Regions from separate parts of the Homo sapiens genome. Here region 1 is linked to region 2. A link is a loop called in an ENCODE intact Hi-C map of the cell type or tissue named here. Cell type or tissue: CD14-positive monocyte. All regions are shown on one strand. Each heading gives the region's core, and the rest is flanking DNA. Links, peaks and the distances in the headings are about the cores only.

The links. Peaks named below come from ENCODE experiments on the same cell type or tissue, not always from the same donor. Only the 100,000 strongest peaks of a DNase experiment are listed, where the experiment ranks them.
Region 1: it touches region 2 in a loop (1.9-fold over the local background); 29 of 110 quality-filtered maps call a loop at or near these places.

What each region holds. Positions count from the first base shown.
Region 1 is chr6:143,950,630-143,960,341 of GRCh38, forward strand. The region is part of intron 6 of PLAGL1 (PLAG1 like zinc finger 1); the gene reads right to left. Among named protein-coding and RNA genes, the nearest start is that of HYMAI, 53 kb to the right of the region's middle. RefSeq lists an enhancer at 7,916-8,474. In CD14-positive monocyte, for the core only: no CTCF peak of the experiment used is centred there; no DNase peak of the experiment used is centred there.
Region 2 is chr6:143,562,537-143,572,248 of GRCh38, forward strand. It overlaps PHACTR2-AS1 (PHACTR2 antisense RNA 1), which reads right to left and starts at 6,803. Exons shown (of 3, transcript NR_027113.2): 1 at 6,324-6,803. It also overlaps a transcript of PHACTR2 not described here. In CD14-positive monocyte, for the core only: no CTCF peak of the experiment used is centred there; a DNase peak (open chromatin) is centred at 4,585; H3K4me3 peaks cover 558 bases; H3K27ac peaks cover 916 bases.

The DNA of each region.
Region 1 (9,712 bases), core at 3,265-5,764, 390 kb after region 2:
AATAGCACTCGTCCCACTCGCCCCTTCAGAGAAGGAGCTGCTTTGTTGGGGAAGGTTTTACATTTCTCTCACCTACTTAACACCCTGCATATACACTTTTCTCAACTTATCTCAGTAAGTTGATTCTCCCCAATTCTTGCTTTATGAGATGACTGGCATGTCCAACAGAACTTTCTGCAATGATGGAAATGTTACAGATGTGATGGCTACTGAGCACTCAAAATGTGCCTCTGAGAAACTGAAACTTTTACTTTATTTAACTTTAATTTAAATTGCCACATAGTGCCAGTGGCTGCTGTCCTGGACGGCACAGGCAGACTCTTGGTATTCCCATCAAAGGAGAGGAAGGCAAGGCTGTGCTTTCCTTGGACACAACTGTGCTACTGATTGAGCCTCAGGTGTTTACCCTGAAGCTATAAATCCAGGCACTTGTTCTGTGAATCCAGTGGAAAGATTCCCCAGTTCAAATTCCAACTTACCCATGTTATCTGTGTCGAGTTTCAGTTTCCTCATTTGTGATAGTTACCTGATGTATGTAAACAGGCTGCTGGGACAATCGACTGAGACAAAATGGATCTGAAAGCACACTGTAACCTAAATAAACACCCTACAAATAGGCAGTATTTATGAAACACTGGAATTAAAAGTACTATAGAACCATGTGTCAATGTACAGCTCATGTTCTAACCATTTAGCTATGGATGTAATGGGAAAGAGACACATTCTCTCCCTATGGATACTACACCATATCAATTATACTGGAAAGAAGTGGCAGTGTGGACAACACACGTGTAGAAAGGACACAAGAGGTGGCAAGTAAAACGCCTGCATTCTTTCTCAGCAGATGTAAACCTTGACTCATTGCTTACCAAACACACTAGGAGTACAAAGAAAAAAATAAAGCTTATTCAATTGAAAAACTTGCCCTTTGGCACTGAATGAGGTTTTCCAGATCTCTTTCCAGCCACTTCTTCCCAAGATTCAAAAGGCCAGCAGTCATGGACATCACCCATGCCTACATTTCCCCTGAGCCCTCAAAGATGAATGGGACAATCTGAGCATTAGACATGGCCATGGTTTAAAGGTGAGGCACATTTCCTCCAACTTCAAGTTTCCCTCAAAGACTAAAACACAAAGTCTCTCGTTTTTATGCTTATTTCATGAATATCTTTTCCCAAGGCTTTGAGTTCCAGGTCTGTGTGTTTAATATACCTAGCCTAATACTAATTGCAAAGTTGGTCCTCAGAACTAAGTTAGTTATATAATAGTGAACATTCTTTAATTTCTTCAGAGAGTCCTTAATGAACTCAAATTCATAATTTTTAATCACCGTAACTATGTATTTCTTCCATATGGGCCTTAGAATACAAATATTTGTTTTCATGATATAATAATAAACTTCTGTAAAAACAAGACTGTCTACCCCAACAGACTATAAACGCTTTGTGGCTGAGGGTCAAAGCTTAGCTATTAAAAAACGACAACAACAACAACAACAACTGTGGGTATATACAACATCTCTCATCACCACGCACTTGATCAGTTCAAAGGCTGTTTACTGATGAGTCCAATCTTTGGTTGAAACCCAATGCACTTTCTGGCCACATCCTTAAAACAATTTATGACAACTTTCTATTATCTGGCAGGCCACCAACGATCCTAACAGAACTTACAGAGCAATGGTCCTGATGCGAGTCATTCTGTTCTGTGACTTGACATAGAAATTGCATTTGAGTCTTAAATACGGTGCTATTTCAACACCTGTCACCCTAGAAAGATAGTAAGTCTTACCCCAAAACATCTCAGGACATAATTTTCAGTCCCCTTGATTCTAAAAATACTGAGTGATACAGATCTGCCAGTATGCCAAAGAAGGCTTGTGCCATCTGCTTCGTTCTGCTCATGTTGATTATTTTGGGGATGAGAGAGGATCAGACGGGAAGAAGAACATATATATATGGTAACAGCCAGGAAAGACTGTGTTCCCAGGGGACAGGGGTATACGAGGGTGGAGGGGGGAGTCAGAACACAACTGTAGTTCCAGGACTTCTCCAGTGCTACATAACACATCATCTAATGGGGCACAACTGCTTTACAACATTCTTAAAATAAACTGTGACTTCTGGCATCTATTTCCATTGTCCTCAGTGACACAATCAATGCAAGGCCCATTTCTGAGAGGAAAGTGAATTTCCACTTTTGGTCTTCCAACAAGGGTGTTTTTCTCAATATCAGTTCTTTGAAGGACTTTGGTAGCAGTCTCTATCAAATTTAAAAAAGCTATTTAGAAATGTCATCAGGAGAAAGATGATATCCAGAACCTCCAGGTAGTCATGGCTGCCATGGCTGCAGACCTCACTCCCATCATGGCCGGAAGGCAAGGCCAAGGATCACTCCACTTGCTGTTTCCTTAAAGTGCTACTTTCTCTCACGCTTCTGGCTTTCTCCCTCCTGGAATGTCCTGGGAACCCTTGTCTACCTGGCAAACTTCTACTTTTCTCTGTCACTGCCAGGCAGAGGCACGAGTTCCTCCTCCACACGGTGAGGTGTTTACTCAATGGCCCAGTAGAGATCTCCACCTTAATATGTTTGAAGAGCTTTCACTCTAGTTTATCCTCATTGTAGGAAGCACTACCTGCCCTTCTATTCTGCTCTGAGAGAGCCACCTGCTGAGCCATCAGGTTTGTTGCCTATAGATTCTTTTCAGCTGTCACCTTGAAAGACTGAATTTTGTTAACCCAGTGACTAAGCTCTTACTTTCTAAGAAATGAGGCTTAAGATAAACAAGAAAGACAAAGTGAATTATTTCTCTAATATTCAGGGAAAAAATTGAGAAAGCTGTCCAGATGATTATGCTACAGCTTTGGAACATCAAATCCACATCCTAGCCAGAACATCTGAAAAGGGACAGGGTGTGTTCTGTTTACAAATAGTGTAATATTTGGTTAAAGATGGCCAACTGAATAAAAGCATGTAGCTCCAGTCTCTCTGAAAATTCTACTAAAACAGTAATAGTGGGATTTTTCTAAAACACAGCCTAATATAAAAGGGAGAAAACAACAAATTTTGGAAGCTGAAAAGCAGGTAAACAAGCAGTGATCGACTTGGCCATCCTAAGAAAGCTAAAGTTTAAGCCAGCATTAAGAGGCAACAAAACAACCTGCTATACCCTGAAGCATCTACCATATGTCTCTGCAATTTGGTACAGTAGGTACTTCTGGAAGTGAGGATGGAAACAGGTATGAAAGCAGCAGGTGAAAGTCTGTTAGTGAAGCACTGAGCCCTCCTGACCTCTCCTGATGCCTGCAGTGGGGTGCCTGCCCTTCCTTCCCCTAGCACAAGTGCTCGCTATGGAGACTGTATGAAAGTGGGGGAGTAGCCTGACACAGGGTGAATGTCCTCTCTCTCAGGGCAGGAGGATGGAGGAGTCTTCCCTGGGAAGCTGACCAGCCCAAGAGAAAAGAGCAAACCATAAGGACAAAGGGGGTTTCCTCCAGGGGTCGCCACCTTACCCTATACAAGGCCCCAGCTGACAAGCCCCACCTAAGTATACAAAGCTCCCATCAGCTCTTTACTGGCTTGACTCACAAATTAGTAGGCCAAGGATCACCAGAAATCAGAGGAAGGCACTTAATAGGGAAAACTGACACAAAAAGTAACGGGGAAAAAAAGACTACGGGGGGAAGGAAACTTCAAAAATAATAATCATTAATATCCTAGAGAGAACAGAGGTCCTTAAAAGAAGAGCAGGATATTATTTTTTAAAGAGGACAACACCAACAAAAAGGCAGTGGCAGTGCAAGACCCCAGGGGCTGGGACAGGCATTTGAGTCAAACTTGCAAGGGGAACACTTGAGAACCCAGAGAGCATCTGAGAGTCAACACCATGAGGCAGCCTCTTATAACTCAGCTAATATAATCCAGAGACTAACATTCATTGACTAAATGGTTAAAATATGTATCATTTCACCAAGAAACATGAAAGGAGAGGAGATGATTTTTAAACTAACAAAACAGAGTATACTATCTTCATCACATGACAAAGTTACCTATTATCATTGCTTGCATGAAACATTCATGTATTAGAAGTCATGGATAATACGATACAGTAAGACAATAAACTAATGAAAGGCATAAAATTGGAATGGAATAATTATTTATTTGCAGAGGAATGTCGATATAGAAAATCCCAAAGAATCCACACACAAGATTAGAAAGCCTGGCAAGGTGTTTGATTATAAAAATCAAACTACACAAACAGCTGCATTTCTAAATATCCACAAACAGAAATATAGTTTAAATACCATCATATTAGCCAGAAAATAAAGACAGGTAACTAGTGCCCAGCCAAAGGGAAAGAGACAATATGCAAGACTGGAATCATGGACAGGATATATTCAAAGATGTGTTTCCTCAGGAATGAATGGACAGAATACAATTACATTGCTCTATAATGACATATGCATGAAAACAGATAAATAGAAGTGAAAATCATTACTAAAACTTGAGGTGGTGGTTGTCTAGGCAGTGACCATCTCTTGCTTGGGAGATCAAGAAAGGTGTCACAGAGAAGTAAAAGTTGAAGCTAGCGTAGAAGTTTACAACGTGTTCAAGAGGGAGGTGGTCTATTTCAGGCCAAGGGAATGAATCCAACCACCTGGAGAATAAGTGGTTCAGTAAGACTGGAATACAGGTGCAGATGTGGGCAAAGGAGAAAACAGGCTAGAGAGATGGAGAATCGTGAAGGGTCCACTCTACAAGGGGAAGGTGGGCTTTTTTGTCATAAATTGTTTTTAGCAGATTGATCTATTTAGTCAAGTCCAGCCACAAACTCTTGAATTTATGTGGAGATGCAGTGAGGAGGGCGGGAAGAGAAGAGGTAGAAATAGGTAGAGAATGCCAATAAAATGCTGTGAGGAATGGGAAGAGGCAGTGGGGAAAGCCTCAGCCTGTGATTGTGAGCCTCAAAGGGCCACAGAAAACTGACAAAACCAAACTACCAAGGGGAAAGGACGACCCAGGCGCTCACCACCAGGGAGCTGGGCAATGGGGACCGATCAGAAGCAGTGGACTTGCCACCAGATTTCACTTTTTGATGGTAACTCTGGCAGGGACGTATAAGACATGCTGGAGGGTGGTGGGCTGGATAATGAGATCATTTAGGCTTCTGCCAGATCTCAGAAGAGAGAACACAGGCCTGCACAAGGAGAGAGGGCAGGTTCCAGTGACACTCTGTAAACAGAATAACTGGATTAGGACTGAGGTTAGGGGAAAGAGGGAATGGTGGTGGCAGAGAGAGGTTTTCTTCTGCATCCCAGAAGAAAAACTCAGCAAAAAATAAGCGTTAGGAGTTCATTTTTAGACATGCTGGGCTTAATGGTGCCTAATGGGCATTCGGGCCAGCAAGGAGACGTGAAGCGTGGAGTGGCTCAGGAGCTCTTCTAGTCTAGGGAAGCGGATGCCTTTCTGAACCTAACTTATACAGGCGATTTTATAAGTTACTCTGAGCTTTCCATGGGTGGCCTCATATCCTGTCAGTGACTCACGTGTTCAACCTTGATCACCAATGTTTTCCTCCTAGAGTGGTTTGGTCAAGTGGGCTAGCCCTGGGGGTAAGGAGGAATTTGTTTTCTTTATGGCAGGCTGCAGCTAGACTGAGACTCCCTTAGGTCATCTACTCTGCACTGTAGCCCGGATGGAAGCAGCCTTGTGGGGGCATGGAATTCTCAGAGCTCCAAAGACAGAAGCAGCCTTCTGCCTCAAAATCCCCCCAGCTCCTCTTGGATAAGATGGTCTACTGATAGGCCTATGGTGATAAAAATGAGCAAAATGAGAATTAAGTCTGAGTTCAAAAACTTGATGTTGGTAAATAACTTCTAGATGGTGATAGTACAAACAAGATCCTAATAAACAAACAAACAAACAAACCCAAAACAAAAATCTTTTGGTTATCTCTTCTACTAGAAGAAGGTAGGCTTTTTATAGATGGGAGCTTTTCTTTGCTATATTTAGCAGATTGAAGATATCTAACCTATTGAGTCAAGCCTAGCCCCTGACTGCATCTACATGGAGATGGAGTGAGGTGGTAGAGGTAGAGGATGCCAATAAAACGTTCTCAACTGAAACAGGAAGAAGTCCAGAGAAGCTATGGAAAAGGCAAAAGCCAATGAATGTGAGCCTTGGAGAGCCACAGAGGACTGAGAGATGCTGAACTACCAAGGGGGAAGGGATGACTCTGATGAGCAGGGAGCTGGGATCTGTCACCCCAGAAGTGCTTCATCTCTCACAGGTCTGGGGCCCCTTCCACCACTGGCCTTCCTCATCCATATAGCACGGAAGCAAGGGGCTGGGACAGCCAGGATCCCCACGAAAGGGCCAAAGGCCTTCTTCCAGATGGGTCATCCAGTATAGTACCCACCAGGGGGAACGGAGGAAAAGAAATATTGTTGCAGACTCTTGGATCTTTGACAGGCCTCCTCACCTCTCCCCACCATATGCATTGTATTTTTAAATAGAAACAGTCACAAAAAAATAGACAAATGTCTACAAGTAAAATAGATGTGTGCATTGAGAAAGGCAAGGGTTAAGTCCAGGCCTGGTTCTCAAGCTGAGATGGGACTGCCTTGTTTGAAGAGGACTATTTATGAATGAAGACTCTCAGGAGTCTGGTGGGGGGGTGAGGGGTGGAGAGCAACTCCCAAAATCCAGACAAGAGCCTTTGGTATTAGGGGAAGATTTTCTAATTGTTACAGTCAGGAATGGGGATCATTCCTTTATGATAGCTGAAAATACATCCCCCTCCTCACTCCCTAGAAACCCTTGAGTCTCGCCTTTAGGCCCTTTTAGGGTCTGCTTCTATAGCTGATGGCGGTGATCTCTTTTCCTGGGACTCTTAAGTGTAGGACATGGAGGAACCAGAACTCTAATTAGCAGCAGGACCTATTATTTTTCCAATAAGGTTAACATTCAAGGGAAAGAAAAGCCTCTTTCTTTCTCAGGAAGTGTGTGAGGATATAGGCTCACATTGAGAAGAGAAATGTGAAAAGCATATTAGTTACATTGACCATGGGATGCCTGGTTTGTGAGTGAAAATCACCGGAATGACCTTGAAGGATCTGAGATCTAGAAAGGATGCTCAAGACTTGGGTGGACTGTTTGATCCTAAAATAACATATCACTAAATAAACAGAAAAAGGCCTTGAAGTACAGATAACTACATGGGAGCAGGGTATCTTGACACTGGATTTATAGATGACCTCATTGTTTATTTTTTGAATATCTGCACTTTCTAAAGTTTGATAATGACTACTTAGGCTGAGTCTAGGAGTATACCCGGTTGACAAATGGAGGAGGCATATTGCAGAGGCAGAGGGGAGAACAGAGAAGAGCTCGGAGTCATGAAGCAGCATAGGGCAATGTGGAACACGTGGTGCAGCCTGGCTGGGATGGGCAGGAGAGGGGCCTGTGTCAGAAAACCAATAACAGGGATAGTGCACCTGGCAGGGGACACTGGGTTTATCCTACAGGGAACTGGGAGCCAGTGAAAGTGAGGATGTCCCATCTACAGATGAATTGCAGAGAGGAAAAAGTTACATATAATCACTTATCCCTCCCCCATGGGTAACTCAGTTACCTGGAGAGAACAGCAGATTGAAAGGTACTGTTCTGAAATGCTAACTGGTTCTTTTTACATGAGATGAACCCAAGACCAAATCGGATTACCCTAGACACAAATTTGATGGGCAGTTTTAAAGTAACGTGCAGTAACTTTTCAAGCTCGATGTAGAAATATCCAGAACTTATAGTAAACTGTGTACATGCATGGTTATGTGAGAAAAGTGAAGCTGCTGCACCTGTTCCCAAGCTCACTCCACTTCCTCCAGAAGCATGCCTGTCTGCCTCTCGGGACACAGGCCGTACTTTATTAGACACAATTATTTCAAGAAGCTTGAGAATTTTCTCTTTGCCTTTCCATGTCATGTCCAATAAATTCAAAGGATGCAAAGCAAATTGTTCATCCAGGAATAGTTAATTTGAGAAATAAAAATATTTATCACTGGTCCTTTAAGATTATCCTGATTCTTGATTTTTTCTTTTTAAACTGATTAACATTTCATCAGGTTTCCATTTTAAAAGAAAATGGCACTGAAGAGACAAGGCAAGTTTTCCAAGCGACAACACTGGCTTTTCTGAAAGGGGAAAGGAATGTTAAGGAAATGGGGGAGAAAGCTTAAAAAGAGTGGAACACTAGCAAGCAGGGCCTCTTCTCCTTTTCACCTTAAGTCTTTTTTCTCTCCCATTCACAGCTTTAGGTCCTTTGTTTGTTTAACAAACCATTACAATCATACCCAGTTCAATGGGGGAGGAATGTGAACTCTCTGAGTAGCTGTCCTTGCAATCCACATGTGTGGTCCATCCCCCAGCTCATCCGCAGGCAGCTTTCATGTGCTGCTCTGCGCTCCCCGTCGCCCCGGAGGCCGGCACCTTGCTCACAATAAGCCTCAATTTCCCACCGCTGCCTGCTCGCAGCTCCTCCCCAGCAGCTGAGAGCAATGTCTCAAGTGGCTCTTCCTCCCCTGCTTGCCTTGCAATCATACTGTCCACCCTGCTTTGGCTGGCCCCCTTCAGCTCCTGAGACAGACAAGGCCTGCTGTGTTAGCCACACCCCACCTGTTCGCAGCCCATGGACTCGCCACTGAATACTTCGGCAGACACATTCCAGGATCTTCCTGGCTAGCACTCCTAGTCTTCTAATGTCAGGCACACTGTAAACAGAAGATACAGGCAAGACGCTCCCCCACCCCACCCCAACTCCCAGCCCTAACTAGAACTGCTAGGTCCTAGTAGATATGTTGGCCCTGTTGGGATTAATTTCAATTTCTTGGTCAATAAATCCAAATATTTAGTGACAATATTGTATTTCAGTAGGAGTCGGAATACTATTTAATAAACTATTTCAGTTGAGCTCATAAAGCTCTCTCATGCTATTCCAATAATTTCCATCTCATAGCCCTAAGAGATAGGTAGAAGGGCATCATTGTCCCCATTTCACAAATGAGGAAACTGAGGCTCAGAGGATTTAAGTTTACTGCCCATCAGCATGGACTAATGACATACTGCAAGTAATACACTGTCCTAAGCAAAACGCCTAGCACAGAGTGAGTGCCCCAAAGGCATTAGCTTCTATTAATATCATTACTGGTGATGATGATAATGATGATGAACAGAGGTTGCTCCCAGGTGTTCTGAACTAAGCCAAGTGCTCTTTCAACCTACGCTTTGCCATCCCTTCTAGCCACACTGTCTACATGAGCAGTGAAGTTCAGCAACTGCTTTACAACAGCGTTTTCAAATAAAGCCTCAGGAAGTATGGCTGGATTGCCTCATGTGGCTGGGATGCGACCAGCATCTTTCCCAGGCTTATCTTTCAGTCGACATCTGCCACAAAGACAGGACAACCTCTTACACATCTTATGTACACAAGTTAGGAGTGTTGGCAGGGGCAGCTTTCTTCTTTTGAACTGACAGGGTTGTCAGCAGAAAATTCCATAGATCTATGTGTATTACTAGGCTGTGGATGTGGGACAGCAGAGGTCATGAAAAGTTGCTAACTGCATCATCCAATTCCCTGAAACACATGTGCACTGAGCTTTAAAAAATGAAAGGGCTAAAAGAACCCTGTTCTCGGGTATTCTGCAGTTTGTGGAGGAAA
Region 2 (9,712 bases), core at 3,253-5,752:
GATTACAATTTAACATAAGATTTGGGTGGGGACAAATATCCAAACTATATCACTTGACTGCCTCTCCAGTGTGACTCTGAGTTTCAAGGGTAATAATCCTGTCTTAAAATTTATGTATATACAATTCATGCCACAGACTCTCATTGTGAAAGAAAAAAGCACATTAAAGAACATATCTAAGGCATTGGAAATAGATCATCCACAGTTATTCCTAAAAGGTAATGAGTAGTTGAATTAACAAAATATGGTATTTATGTACATGAGTATTATCCAGCCATAAAGAGGAACATATGCTGCAACATGGCTTGAAAACATTCTGCTCAATGAAATAAGCCAGACACAGATGGATAAATATTGTATGATTCCACGTAGAGGATTTACCTAGAATAGGCAAATTCCTAGAGATAGAAAATAGAGTATAAGCTTCTAGGGGCTGGAGGAAAGGGGAGAAAAGGAGTTATTGTTTAACAGGTTTGGAGTTTCTGTTTGGGTTGATGAAAAGTTCTGGAAACAGTGGTGAATGTACGTAATGCCACTAAATTGCACACATAAAAATGGTTGATGTAGTAAATTTTATTTTAAGTATTTTTTACCACAATTCTTTTTTTAAAAAAAGCAACAAGAAGGGAAGAAACAACTGAAAAAATTAGCAGTAAAGTGTTCCAATGACCCAAATGCAGAGAGTAGTTCAAAAGTATGTAAACCAGTTACGTGTGAGACAGGGCACTATAGGCTTTTTATCAAGAGAAGAAACCCGGGGGCTCAAGCCTGTACTCCCAGCACTTTGAGAGGCCGAGGTGGGTGGATCACGAGGTCAGCAGATCGAGACCATCCTTGCGAACATGGTGAAACCGCATCTCTACGAAAAATTAAGCCAGGCATGGTGGCACACACCTGTAGTTCCAGGTACTCAGGAGGCTGAGGCAGGAGAATTATTTGAACCCGGGAGGTGGAGATTGCAGTGAGCCAAGATCGCGCCACTGCACTCCAGCCTGGGCGACACAAACTCCGTCTCAAAAAAAAAAAAAAAAAAAAGAAGAAACCCTGTGTTCTTTCTCTTGACATAGTGTTTAGGGAATCAGTAAGATTCCATCAACATAAGCATCATATTCTCTTATTTTTCTGCAAAATCATCAGCAGCAAGTGCTTTTTCCTAACATTAAAATATATTTATTCTGGCTGCGCACGGTGGCTCATGCCTGTAATCCCAGCACTTTGGGAGGACAAGGCAGGTGGATCACTTGAGCTTGAGAGTTCAAGACCAGCCTGGGCAACATGGTGAAACCCTGTCTCTACAAAAAAAAAAAAATACAAAAAATTAGCAGGGTGTGGTGGCGCACACCTGTGGTCCCAGCTATTTGGGAGGTTGAGGTGGGAGGATTGCTGGAACCCTTGAGGTCGAGGCTGCATTGAGCTGAGATCGTGTCACTGCACTCTAGTCTGGGTGACAGAGTGAGATCCTGTCTCAAATAAATAAATAATTGAAAGTTAATTATACTTCTGTCTATGGAATTTTTTACTTCACATAAGCTGAGAGAAGTCAAACTTGGGTTATTGAAATGCTTTAGAAAATTGTTAAACTGTTTACTTTTTTAAGTTTTTAGTCTGTCTTAGTTATATGTGTGTGTGCATATATGTGTGTGTGTATGTGTGTGTGTGCATATATATATATATATATATATATATATATATATATATATGTATGCCACTGCACTCTAACCTTGGCAACAGAGTGAGAACCTGTCTCTAAAAAATAGTAAAAAATAAGTTAATAATAAAATAAGTTGGCCAGGTGCAGTGGCTCATGCCTGTAATCACAGCACTTTGCAAGGCTGAGACACATAATAATGCCCAAGAGTAAAAATTAAGTAAACAGTTATAACATGATTAGTCATTTTATTTATTTTATTTTGCTGGATTGGAGTCTGCTGTTATATCATATAAAACATTTGCTAGGATTTTGTATTTTTAACACCCATGCACATTTATGGGAATTCATTAGAGGGGGAAGCCTGGATTTAAAATTTCCCTCCATGAAACAGTTAAAGATCAAGAGGTGAATCGTGTGGGATATGAAGCATGTCATGGCTGAGCTGCTGACGAGGCCTCGGCTGTGCTTTGCATCATGTAAGGGCTCAGCACCCTGAGAAGGTGCCTGGTAAATGCCACTGGCTGATCGGACGGCAGTTCTCGGAAGGCCTGCTGATCAGAAACAGAGCCTTTGGCAGAATCTCAATGGCAAAGTCACAAACAGTAACAGTCCCTAAAATAACAACTGCAACCTCAGCAAAATGAAAACCTTCTATGTGGGAGGTATAATGGGAAATGTATTGATTGGTATTTTTCTCCAGATACATGAATAGTGATCACAAGTAGAGATGCTCCCCTTTTCTACAAAGGAAAAGGTGTAAAACATTGGTTTTACAATGTAGGAAAACCAATAAAATGGTGGTATAAAACATTGATCACCATCAGCAGATTCTTCTAGCAAGAATGGCAGTTCAAGCCAATAGATATGTTTCATGAATTTTGTGGTTGCAAGTGGCTGGAATGGAATGAAAATCAGCTTTCACGAATCCATTCTCTCATTCTTCTCATTTTAATGAGCACCTACTGCATGCTAGGCATTGTTCTAGGTATGTGCAGGATATCAGCGAGCCTAGCCAAGATTAAATTCTCTCTGCTCAGATACAGAAAATAAGGGATACACATCATACAAAAATACATAATATGTTAGAAAGTGGAAAAAGTAAGTAGAAAAAAGAAAAAGTACAGCAGCAAGGGAAATTCAAGAGTGCCAGGCCGGGCGCGGTGGCTCACGCCTGTAATCCCGGCACTTTGGGAGTCCAAGGTGGGCGGATCACGAGGTCAGGAGATCGAGACCATCCTGGCTAACACGGTGAAACCCCGTCTCTACTAAAAATACAAAAAATTAGCCGGGCGTGGTGGTGGGCGCTACACGGGAAGCTGAGGCAGGAGAATGGCGTGAACCCGGGAGGCGGAGCTTGCAGTGAGCCAAGATCGCGCCACTGCACTCCAGCCTGGGTGACAGAGCGAGACTCCGTCTCAAAAAAAAAAAAAAAAAAAGAGTGCCAAAAAATGGTGGGCATGGAGCAGGGGCATTAGGTGGGCAGAGGCAGCTCTGCTGAGATGGTGATAAGTGAACAGAGTCCTGGAGCAGAAAACCAGTGGATGATGGGGGAAGAGCATTCCGGGTAAAGGAGGTAGGAGGGCCCCAGAATGGAGCCTGCCAAGCTGGATCTGGGCCTATGGTTGCTGCAGGGTGGAGTGAGGGCAGGGTCTTGCGGGCTTTCACTTTGGGCGGGAAGGGGAGTCTGCGCAGGGTCCTGAGCAGAGGAGTGAACTGACCTACAGATAATTTTTAAAAAGCATTCACTTTGCTGCTGTGTTGGAAATAGAGGGTAGGGGCATGGGCAGGGTGGAAGTCAGGAGGCTTGTGGGGGGTTATCCTTAGGTCCCAATGAGACACAGTGAAGGGCTGATCACCAGCCTCCAACTTCTGGGCTCAAGCAATCCTCCCGCCTTAGCTTTCTGAGTAGCTAGGCCTTCTGGTGCACATCATGCCCTGCTAATTTTTCTATTTTTTTGTAGAGATGGCATCTCGCTATGTTGCCCAAGCTGGCCTTGAACTCCAGGCCTCAAGCAATCCTCCTGCCTCAGCCTCCCAAAGTGCTGGGATTACAGGCATGAACCACTGCATCTTGCCAGTTTATTTTATTATTATCATTTATTTACTTATTTTGTATTTTTTTTTAGAGACAGGGTCTCACTCTGTTGCCAGGCTGGAGTTCAGTGGTACAATCGTAGCTCACTGCAGCCTCCAACTCCTGGGCTCAAGCCATCCTCCCACCTCAGCCTCACAAGTAGCTGGGACTACAGGCACATGCCACCATGCCCAGCTATTCTTTTGTTGTTGTTGTTGTTTTGTAGAGAAAGGGGTCTTACTGTGTTGCCCAGGCTGATGTTGAACTCCTGGCCTCAAGCAATCCTCCTACCTTGGCTTTCCAAAGTGCTTGGATTACAGATGTGAGCCACTGTGTCCAGCCATTTTTTAGTAAAACTTAAATATAAACCAAAAGTAGGTAGAATAGTCTAATGATCCCTCATGCACATGGTCCCTGTCCCTCTTACTAACTCATAGTCAAAATTGTTTCTTCCTCATGCCTATCTGCTTGCCTTCCCTAACCTCAGAATATTTTTAAATGAATTCCAGACATCATATTATTTTTCCCACAAATATTTCAGCATGTAATACTAAAGAATAAGGACTTTTCAAAAAAAAAAACCCCACAATGCCATTATCATACTAAAAAAAATTTAACATTAATAACATTAGCTAGTCAGTCAGCATTCAAATTTCCCCCATTGTCTCATCAATGAATGTTTGGATCAGGATCCGATTAAGTTTGACCCATTCCATTTGGTTCAGAATTTCCTTTTGAAGCGTCTCTGTAGATGATTTATCTAAAGCCATTAGCAGCCACACACTCAGTTCCGTGTTCCTCATCATCTACACGTCGCGCTCCTTTCTGTGTCTTTCCCAGAGCAGTGGCCTCTCTTGTCACTGTAACACTTTCACTTCTTTAATTCACTACCTCGAAGTACCAAAGTGACTTTAGCGCCCCAAGTATTCTGGAGTCATTGTGAAAGCTGCAGATGTGGTTTAAGTGTGTTTGGCTTTTGAAAACCCCCAAAAATTTAGATACGCAGCAAAATTCATGGTTCCCTCCCTCTCTCGTTCTCTCATTTAGAGAGAAGAGACACTTTCTCCTATAGTTTTCTCCATACAGGCTTTGGTCTTTGATTTTTATTATTTATTGACTTTTATTTATTTATTTATTTACTTATTTACTTATTTTGAGACAGAGTCTTGCTCTGTCATCCAGGCTGGAGTGCAGTGGCATGATCTCAGCTCACTGCAACCTCCACCTCCTGGATTCAAGTGATTCTTCTGTCTGAGCCTCCTGCGTAGCTGGAACTACAGGCACACGCCGCCGCGCCTGGTGAATTTTTGTATTTTTAATAGAGACAGGGTTTCACCATATTGGTCAGGCTGGTCTCGATCTCCTGACCTCAGGTGATCCACCTACCTCTGCCTCTCAAAGTGCTGGGATTACAGGCGTGAGCCACCGCCCCCTATCTTTGATTTTGAAATGCCAGTCTGCATCAGCTAGAACCTTCCCTACACTGGGGTACTGAGTTGAGGAATGAACTTCCCTCTGTGTTGTTTGCTCTGTGAAACTTTTGACCTGTCTGTGTAATCCTTAGATGTATCGAGGTTTAAAGTATGCTCTGAGATTTGGGAGAGAAGAGAAGGGGTTTTAAAAACAGAAGCAATTGAAGCATTGAGCGTCAAACTTTACCTCTAGAAACGTTCCAGCGATTCCCACGACTCTGTCATGCCCTGGAGAGAATTTTGGTATAGTCGCTATGCATCTTTTCACATAATTATAATCACATACGCAATTTTACCCTTTCTAAATTCACCATGATATTATAAACACTTATTTTCTGTTGTTACATATTTTCCTTTACCTTGATTTTTTTAAAAAAATCCATAATATCCAGGCCTTCTTCCTTGGAAAACAAAACCACTGAGTAGTGACACTCAAGAGTTAAGGGAACAGAATCCCAGACCTGGTTTTGCCACCAACTAGAGATACCACCAAAGGATTGTCCCCTGAGTTCCCTGAGTTTTCTCCTCCATGAAATGGGTACCATAATTCTTACTTCACAGGACTGTTACAGAGATGAGATGAATTAAGGTTATAGGGCCCTTGTAAACTCTAAATTAATATTCAAAAATAAGGTGTTAATGTCTATCTTTAGAGGCAGTAAGCAAAGCTGTAGAAACTAGGTAGTTAGTTCTCTCTGCTGATCAAGGCTATGGTACTCAAACCTTGAATCTAGAGCCCAACACTTAAGGAGGGAGAACCTGTGTGTTCAGGCTGTGCTCCAGCTGCTGGCTCAGGGTAGGGGGTCTTCCTCCCACATATAAGCAAGAGGAATCACTAAAGCAGAGTTCAAATATTCAATCCAGAAAGCAATCAGTAATGGAAGAACTGTAACTCTGGTTTCTTTATAAATGGAGCTGAGAATCCCAGGTATTTCTGATAATTTAATGAAGGTTTATGAAATTTTCTTAGTCTTCCCATGCCTTTGTATTTTGATTTTTAGAATGAATGTACTTCAAGCTTAGCACGTCCCTTATACACTGTAGGAGTATGATAGATCTATGTTGACCTGAATGAAGGTATGAGCAGAGGGGAATTATCCACGCAAGTATGGTATTATTTACTTTCCTCTTATTATTGAGCTGGTGATTCCAGTATTTCCACGGAATAGTAGATCAACAGGCACATTTCGGATTTGACTAATCAGAGCTGCAGATGTGGTCTGACAGTTCCTCTCATCCACTCAGTTCTGCTCTCTTGGTTGCTTTCTCGATTCCTATTCCCAGATATATTTCTCCCTGGAGACTGTTTTCTTCTGGACTAGTCTCTTAATCTTCCCAACCCATATTTGGAGAGATGTTTCGTGCTCACCCGTGACCATGAGAAAGTGTTGCACTTTCTGGCCTCCCTTGCAGTTAGGCAGGGCTATGTGATTGGTTCCAGCCAGTGTGGGCTGTGAGGGAAAGAGGTGTGTTACTTGTGGGCTGAGACAGTGAGAAGCTCGTGCATAATTCTCCAGGCTTTCTTTCTTCACCTCATCAACTGAGGAGACCACAAGTTCAGGAATCATAGCCACAGGATGGTGGAGCCGCCATTGGCCTCAACTCTGAGTCACCATGGCAACAGTCTCCTTGGAGAATCATGTGGCCCACAATGGACTTTATGTAATTGAGAAATCCATTTTTGTGATGTCAAGCCAATGATATCTGGGGATTATTTGTGACAGTGGCACAATTGTGTTTATTCTGACTACACATTCCATCTCTAAAATGGCCTCAGTCTGTTCTCTGATTTTAAACCTTTCTTGTATGTGGGGAGTACATCCTGAAAATTTTGATGTATTTATATTATTTAGATTATATTGCCATATTTTCCAAACTGTGGCCTACATACCACTGGTGGTATGTAGGATATTTTTATGTGGAATATAGATAGACATACCTGTTTTTTAAATATTTACATGTATAATTCTTTTCCACTTATGGCAAGTGATGTGTCTTTCCCATTCTTAGTGGTTGCATAAATGCTTCTTTTACAATAACATTGGAGAAAATGAAGTGACTTAAGGAGAAATATCCAGCAGATAAAAGTATAATTGATGTGCAGATATGGCAAAAGTCTGAGAAATGCTATTCAAATGACTGAAGATTTGGGAAGTGCTGCGTGTGATAAGTTATATGGTGGAATGTCTTAAAGAAATCTCCACCAGACCAGGAGATTTTCATTTTTGACAACCAGTTCACAGAATTCGATTCAGTAGATGTTTTTGAATGAGTAAACATTACTATAAAAAATGTTTAAATCTAGGAACCTAAATAATAAAAGTCCCAGTCCAATCCTTTGAGGTCAATTTCATTGTTTTTCTCCTTATTCTCTGCTCTTAAGAGATTCTGTTTCCCTTAAGTGTGTTAGGCTCAAATCAGATTTAACCAAAGATCAGCATTCGTGGCATCATAACATTTAAGAATTTAAAATGTGTGCATGACATTTTTAGAAATAATGATTTGCTTTGCTGATATTAAAAAACGAGGTTGCTGTTGGTCTGAGTCACAGGTGAAGCCCCATTTGTTTTTCCATTCAGCCACCCGCTGGCCCTAATCACAAATGTCTTTGTACTCACAGTCATCTTATGCAGGGTTTGTACTTCGGCTTCTCTCACTGTGCTGGAGATTAAAATGTGAGATGAGGAGTAACACACTTGCCAGTGACATGGAAGTAAATATTATTGTTTTTGGGGGGTGACATCGACTGCATTTCAAATACAGCCATGAAAATGTTCTATCAATAGCTTTCTATCGATTGGCAGTTTTGTGCCTTTTCAGTTCAGCTCCCAGAGCTGGTCCTGATGAGGTGACTGGCAACTCACCCCAGGTGTGGCAGGCCCCTCCCCACTCTCCTGGGGCTCTCCCTCTCCCCGCTTGCTCTCCTTCCCTAATCCCCACACCTTTTTATGAAGATCAGTCCTTTGCACAGCAGCCATGGCCAGCGTGAGGTGCATGTGCAAGTGGAGAAGTAGCAGGTTCATCGACTCGTTCTGGTAGGGGGCCTCTATCTTATTGAGCACACTTTTGACGGTGGAGATGCCGCTTTATTGCAAATCCCTCCCCGGACTCCTCCTCTTCTTCCAAAATTCAGGCTGAAGACAATTGCCCTGATTCCCTAACCTAAGGGATGGCTCTGCAAGTGGTGATCGATGTTTATCAAATGCCCCTGAGACTCGAAGACGCAAATTATATTCCTATTTTTCATGAAATTTAAAAAACTTTCTAATTTAAGATCATTTAACTTTTAGCTGCTGCAAAACTGGTACATGGAGTTCTCGTATACTCTTCACCTGGACTCCCCAAATGGTAATATCTTACAAAACTGTAGTACAACGATGGAAATCAAGAAGGGAATGTAGGTAAAGAGCAGTACAGTACAGTACTTCTAACTAATCTGCAGCTGTCATTCAAATTTAGCCAATTATCCCACTAACAATTATCATTGTTAGTAACAATTATCATTGCGGTGTTTGTCAGATGGTGACTTTCTAGTTATCATCCTTCTGCATTTATCAATTGGAATTCTACTACAATGAAGAGCTACCTCTTCTGAGCTATTTATTCATTCAGTTATTTATTTGTATTAGTGTGGTCTCATGGATATTTCCTTTATCCTATAATCCATTACTATCTACTTTATTTCTTTTTTTAGAGACCCTCCAGCTCTGTCACCCAGGCTGGTGCAGTGGTGCAATCATAGCTCACTGTGGCCTCAAAGTCTTGACTGAGCTCAAACAATCCTCCCACCTCAGCCTCCTGAGCAGCTGGGACTACAGGTGTGCACTGCCACACCTGGTTAATTTTTTTTAAAATTTTTTTATAGAGATGAGGTCTTGCTATGTTTCCCAGGCCGGTCAATCATCACTCATTTTGTTGCCCACATTGTTGTACAATTGGCTATCGAGAGTTTGGTACAAGTTTACTCCTGTGTCCATTTGCCATGCTCCCATCATTAAAAAAATCATTTCCTTACTTTCTGGGACCACAAGACGTTCCAGACTCATCTTGTGTTTTCTCTGTCCCTGCTTTAGAATCAGTCTTTTCTCCTATGAGCCCTGCTTTCAGTATTATTTTAATGTTAGATTTATAACGTTCTGTTCATGTTCTTGGAAAATTAATATTTACCATATGGGAGATCTCTATGTAGGAGATATTAGATATTCTTCTACCATCTACAGAACTGATTTCTTATGAAACACTGGTCCCAAAAACATGTCAGATTATGAGGAGCATAGCCTATTTTGATACATATGCTAAAAAATGGGAAGCCACACAACTAGGATTTTCACCAAAAAATCTGTTTTACTCTTTCTTGCTTCTATATTTCTTTTTAGTAGGTAACTACAGGTCCAATATCTTTTAGACTTTTTGTTGTTGTAGACTTTGTTTTTTGCTAAGAAATTCTTTTGGCCCCGTGTAAATATCTTCTGCAGTTTAGCTCCTCACTGGCTTGAATTCTCCCCTCATCATATT